Linked DNA regions of Mus musculus: region 2 is linked to region 1. Evidence: chromatin contacts called from ENCODE POLR2A ChIA-PET data. All regions are on one chromosome and are shown on one strand. The core of a region is the stretch at or near the end of the contact, and the rest is flanking DNA. Distances in the headings are between cores, read along the strand shown.

Region 1 (3,123 bases), core at 201-2,700:
AGGGTTTCTCTGCGTAGCCCCTGGCTGTCCTGGAACTCACTCTGTAGACCAGGCCGGCCTAGAACTCAGAAATCTGCCTGCCTCTGCCTCCCAAGTGCTGGGATTAAAGGTGTGTGCCACCTGGGGTTAAGAGCACTGACTGACCTTCCAGTGGTCCTGAGTTCATTTCCCAGCAACCACATGGTGGCTCACAACCATCTGTAATGGAATTCAATGCCCTCTTCTGGTAGACAGAGATAGTGTACTCAGATACATAAAATAAATAAATCTTTAAAAAAACAAAAACAAAAGCAAAAACGGTGTGTGCCACCACACCCAGCTCTGAGTTTGTGTGTGTGTCTGTTTATCTGTCCGTTTGCTTGCCCGACTGCCTGATTGAGACAAGGTTTTATGTGCATTTTATGTGCTTAAATTTGAATCCGCCTGCCTTTACCTCCAGAGGGCTGGGATTATAAACCCAAAGCTCTCACTGATGCGCTCCAGACAGTAGAAGCCCTAGTACTGAGAAAATGAGCCCAGGTCCTGTCTTCTCAGGAGGGTACTGTCTGAGCTACAGAATTAGCCTGGAAAATTTAGTGAGATTCTGTCTCAAATATAAAATGCTGGTGCGTGATAGCACATATCTGTCATCCGGCACTTCCTGAGCTAGGAGGCAGGAGGATCAGGAATTCACTGTCATCTTTGGCCACATTAGAAGTTTGAAACCAACCTGGGCTACGTGTAGATAGATCCCTTAGTCCAACACTGGGAAGGAGAAGACAGCAAGGTCAGGCTTTCCAGATTAGTTCTCATACATGTAAATTGGAAGCTAACATGAGCTACATGGGACTCTGTGAATGTGAATGAATGAATGGATGGATGGATGAATGAAATCGCGATGTGGTACTATTTACACGTCTTTTCCATCTTTCTACGGCCCTGATTCCATTTGCACAAACACATATACATACAGAGAGACAGAGACAGAGAGAGGCAGAGAGGAGGAGGAGGAAGAGGAGGAGAAACAAATAGGGTAGGGACTGGGCGTGGTGGCGCACGACTATAGTCCCAGTACTGGGTGGCAGAGCAGGAGTATAAGGAGGATATCTGTTGAGTTCAAGGGAATCCTGTTAAATTCCAGGACATTCATGGTTAAATAGTGAGACTTTGTGCCAAAAATGTGCATATAGTACATAATATATACACATATGTAAATGTTACGCACATATATATGAACAAATAAAATAAAGCAGAAACCAGTCAATCAAAGAACAAAAAAATATAAAAACTAAAGAGGGAACTTGGATATGAAAAGAACGAATCAGAAGAGTATTTCTGCGCATGCTCTCTTGCCGCCACGCTGCCCGCTGCCTCTTGGGAGTTGTAGTTCTCCTTCGACTCCTCTCACAGGACAGACCCTAAGAGCGCTTCCGGCAGTCGCAGAACTACAGCTCCCTGCAGGCGGCGCGTGCGCGTGCGCACTGCGGGCAGCAGGCGGCATGTCGGCGCTCCGGTGGACCCGAAGCGCAGCCGGGCTTGGCCGGGTTCTGCGCTCCCCTGGGCCCCACCGCCCGCCTTCGGAGGAAGGTAAAGGAGTGTCGGATCCAGGACTATAATCTTCCCTTCCTTAGGATCCCGGTCACCTTCAACCTTTGTTCTTTGACCTATGGAGGAGTTTCTGGGGACCCATTTAGCTGGGCACTAGTTGGCAACGTCTCTCTAGGTCCGCAGGGCACTTTGACTTTTGATTGTTGCTCGCTTTTCCATGTCTCTGACCCACTGTTGGGGACTTACGGATATTGGCATTGACCTTTGGCTACTTTTAGTTAGGAGTACTTCTTGCTGGATCCTGCACCCCGATCCTTATAGCTTTGGCCTGTTCTGCCCTTGAAGTTGGTCTTTTTCTGGGTCTGGATTTATTTGTGGGCGGGGCGTGTTTTTTTTTTTTTTTTTTTTTTTTTTTTGAGCCATGGTGTTTCCATGTGGTTCATGCTGGATGCTTTATTTGAACTCAGGTCCTACTGCTTCAACCTCCTGAGTTCTGAGATCCCATGCCTGGCAGTCCTTGTCTTTTGATCCATTTCTTTCTGGGCATGACGTAAGTTTGAGGCAGGAACTCACACTAGCTTAACCTAGAACTTCCTTTGTAGCCCAGGCTGGAATCCAATTGGAGACCCTCCCACCTCAGCCTCCAGAGACCTGGGGTAATAAGTGTGCATGCCACGGTGTCCACTTGATAGGATGGTTTCTGTGTTCTTATTCTTCATGTCTCTTTCTAGGGACTTTTGGTGGCTTCTGCAGCTCAAGAAGGAGCTCCGCTGCCAGTCCCCGTGAGCAACATGTCCTGAGGGAGTGGGGCCATGCTGAACTGCTGGAAGGTAAGTTGGTGTCCTAAGTCCTTCTCCACAGTGAAGCCTTGAGGGAGTGTGCTCTGCGTTGTACCTGACCACTCCAAGGGAGTATGTAAAATGGGGTCCAGAGTCCACTGAGCAGTGTTGTCTGGCTGGCCTGTCTGTGGTCCTGTGGGTCCTCTTGTGCTGGTTCTGGGAGCTGCTGTAATTCCATTCCCTGAGTTCCAGATTCCCACCTGGGGCTCTCACTTCTAGGAAGACAGTGGAGGCCCCAAATACACCTGAACAATACCGGATTTGCATTGTTGGAATGCTGACATAGAAGTCTCCAGTTTTAGTCCTGCAGAGTCGAGGTGCAGCTGGAATCCAGCCTGTCTGCCAGGCCTGCCTGTCTGTCTTCCTTCCTTCCTTCCTCTTTCTTTCTTTCTCTCCTCATTCCTCCCTTCTCTCTTTCTCTCTTTTTTCTTTCTTGGTTTTTCGAGACAGGGTTTCTCTGTGTAGGAAGTCCTGGCTGCTTTGTAGACCAGGCTGGCCTTGAACTCAGGTCTGCCTGCCTCTGCCCCTGGAGTGCTGGGATTAAAGGTGTGCATGAGCCGGGTATGGTGGCGCACGCCTTTGATCCCAGCACTCTGGAGGCAGAGGCAGGCGGATTTCTGAGTTCGAGGCCAGCCTGGTCTACAAAATGAGTTCCAGGACAGCCAGGGCTACACAGAGAAACCCTGTCTTGAAAAAAAGAAAAAACCAAAAAAAAAAAAAAAAAAAAAAAAACCAAACAAACAAAAATAAAACAAAA
Region 2 (3,050 bases), core at 296-2,795, 94 kb before region 1:
CACAGGCATGCATGCAGGGAAGACACTCACACACATAAAATAGAAATATTAAAGAGAGATCCTTGCCGAGACTCATTCTGCCTGCTTCCCCAACTTCCCTGTGGTTCCAACAGGGTTAAAGTTCCCAGACTTTATCCTGGAGAATTCTAGAATCAGACAGGCCCACAGGGCTTCCCTCACTGCTCTATACTCTGAGCAGGCTGCTTTCTAAATCCAGATAAAATAATTCCCTGCTAGAAAAACAAGCATGGGGTAGCTTTCCTGTTACCTGCAAACCTGGGCCTCTAAGATGGTATTTTTTGTGGATTTCAGATAGTGTGTGGAATTCAGAGATGCATCAGGAAAGGGCTGAGTAACACTTCATTTTATTGTTCAGCACTGGGAATTTGATATTAGGGCCTCACCACCAAGGCGTGCTCTCAACCTTGGAATATGAATATATATATATATATATATATATATATATATATATATATATATATATATATATATATATATATATTTTTTTTTAATCTGAGAAAGAGGGTTTGAGACAGGGTCTCACATAGCCCAGGATAGTCTTTTGCATTTGATCCGCCTGCCTCCACCTCCTGAATGCTGGCATGACAGGTGGGCACCAACAATGTTTGGAGACAATCAAGGTCTCATGTAGCCCAGTTGTCATTAAAATTGCCGCAATCCTCCTGCTTCAGCTTACCAAGTACTAAGAAAGAAACACACACACACACACACACACACACACACACACACACACACACACACACACAACCACCTCAGAAAGAAACACACACACACACACACACACACACACACACACACACACACAAAACCACCTCACTGTTTTTCAAACTACCTGAGAAATTTTGGGCTCTTGCTCTAGGTTAGAGCTTTCCTTGAAGTAAAAACACTGACCGGTGCTCCAAGTCCAGAGCCCTAACTGTCTCTGAGGAGCAGCTGCCCAGCCTTAAGAAACAAAGGTTTCCGGGACCAGGGATCCGGAATCTGTCGTTACCCCGCCTCCCGTGTTTTTTTTTTTTTTTTTTTTTTCTCCCCTCCCCCAATTTGCAGCCAGCGGAGCAAAAAGGCCATAAAACAACAGAATAACCCTGGAAGGCCGGTCGGGGTGGGCTTAACAGTGCTTTCCAGCTCTTTGCAGAGATGGGGTGGGAGTTTGCTGGGGTCGTGGTGACCTCTGTTCTTGCAGTCCGAGGCCCCAGTTCTCCGGTTCTCCCGCAGGGAAGAGCCCCGCCCGCATTCCTCTCATTCTCCTCCCTGCAAACATTGTTTATTTGTTTGTTTTAAATTAGACTCAGCCAGGAATTCCTTTCTCTGTCTGGACTTGGAAGGAGCCTGGGGGATGGGGTGTGAGGAGTTAGACTACCACTACAGCCCAGGCGTGGGCACAGACATTCCGCGGCAAAGTCCCTCCCACTTCCTCAGACTTCCACAGCGGGTGATTTTCTTCCACTCTTCCATATATTATCATAAACCCCGAGCTGCGTACTTGGCTAGAGTCGAGCTAAGGACTGAGTCTGCTCCCAGCCTCTCACTGCGGGGTTCTAGGCAGGGCTCCACCCCTGAGCACACACAGGGCTCTAACTGGAGGATTCTAGGCAGGGAGGGTCCTTAGGATCCTTGTGGTCACACCTCCAGCCCTTCGCTGTGTGGGTTCTAGGCAGGGGCTATACCACCAGAGAGCATCAAGGTAGGAAGAAGGGGTTCCTGCCACCTACAGGCTGGGCTGGAACCCAGTATCCAAACACTAGCATATCCCTCAACATCCCTGTCCCCCTTTACACTCCTCCTGTCTACGTCCCACACAGCCATGAGTCTGCTTGCTGTACCATGGAAGAAATTCCAGCAAGTTCAAGCAATTCAGGTGCACGTTACTGCCTCTGAGGGCTGGAAAAACCTGCTAGGGATGTCTTTGGCCCAATTTTCTGAGTTTGGAGGTTTAGATGTGATCTCCCATCTGTCTCTGGTGATGCCCTAGTGGCTCCTTAGACATTGCCAAGCTTGAAGGACTACAGGGCAAGGAAGGGCTATGCAGGGTGCCTGCTGCCTGCATTGATTTTTGCCTTTTTGAACATGGTCTCATGTAGCCAAGGCTAGCTCAAACTGGACATGTAGCTGAAGATGACCTGGTCCTTCTGCCTCTATTTCCTGATTGCTGAGATGATGGTCACGTGCCACCAAGTTCTGTTTGTGTGGTGCAGGAGATGGAACCCAGTGGGTCACTCCTGGTAGCCAAGCCATAGCCAGGCGGGAGCATCAGGAATTTGAGGCCCTACTGGGCGACACAGTGGAAGCTTGACTCAAAAGATAGAGAGATGTGCCGGGTGGTGGTGGCCCACGCCTTTAGTCCTAGCATTTGGGAGGCAGAGGCAGGCAGATTTCTGAGTTCGAGGCCAGCCTGGTCTACAGAGTGAGTTCCAGGACAGCCAGGGCTATACAGAAAAACCCTGTCTCGAAAAACAAAAACAAAAACAAAAAAAGCCAAAAACAAAAGATAGAGAGACTAAAAGGGAACCTAACTTCATTCCATGGTTTATTTCTTTTTTTCTTTTTTCTTTTTTCAATCCTATTTATGGGCTGGAGAGATGGCTCAGCAGTTAAGAGCACTGACTGCTCTTCCATAGGTCCTGAGTTCAAATCCTAGCAACCACATGGTGGCTCACAACCATCTGTAATGAGATCTGATGCCCTCTTCTGGTGTGTCTGAAGACAGCTACAGTGTATTTACATATAATAAACAAATAAATCTTTTTTTTTCTTTCGAGACAGAGTTTCTCTGTATAGCCCTGGCTGTCCTGGAACTCATTCTGTAGACCAGGATGGCCTCAAACTCAGAAATCCACCTGCCTCTGCCTCCCAAATGCTGGGATTAAAGGCGTGTGCCACCACGCCCAGCTAATAAATCTTTTTTTTAAATCCTATTTATTTACTTATTTAAAATTTTATTTCTCCTCCTCCTCCTCCTCCTCCTCCTCTTCCTCTTCCTCCTCTTATTCTTCTTTTTAGATTTATTTATTTATTATATGTAAGTACAG

What was found. ChIA-PET counts read pairs that join two places held with the same protein, here RNA polymerase II (POLR2A).
Region 2: POLR2A ChIA-PET joins it to region 1 with 12 read pairs in embryonic stem cell. The contact joins the enhancer-like site here to the promoter of Polrmt in region 1. POLR2A ChIA-PET finds 5 or more read pairs at or near these places in 4 of 5 experiments (Patski and embryonic stem cell).

Annotation. Positions count from the first base shown.
Region 1 is chr10:79,744,908-79,748,030 of GRCm38, reverse strand. Polrmt (polymerase (RNA) mitochondrial (DNA directed)) reads left to right here and starts at 1,450. Exons shown (of 21, transcript NM_172551.3): 1 at 1,450-1,566; 2 at 2,259-2,357. The coding sequence starts at 1,479.
Region 2 is chr10:79,839,375-79,842,424 of GRCm38, reverse strand. No RefSeq gene overlaps it. Among named protein-coding and RNA genes, the nearest start is that of Ptbp1, 14 kb to the left of the region's middle. Within about 2 kb of position 1,545, at least 3 of the 3 ENCODE cell types and tissues checked have a DNase peak (open chromatin) inside an H3K27ac peak, as active enhancers do.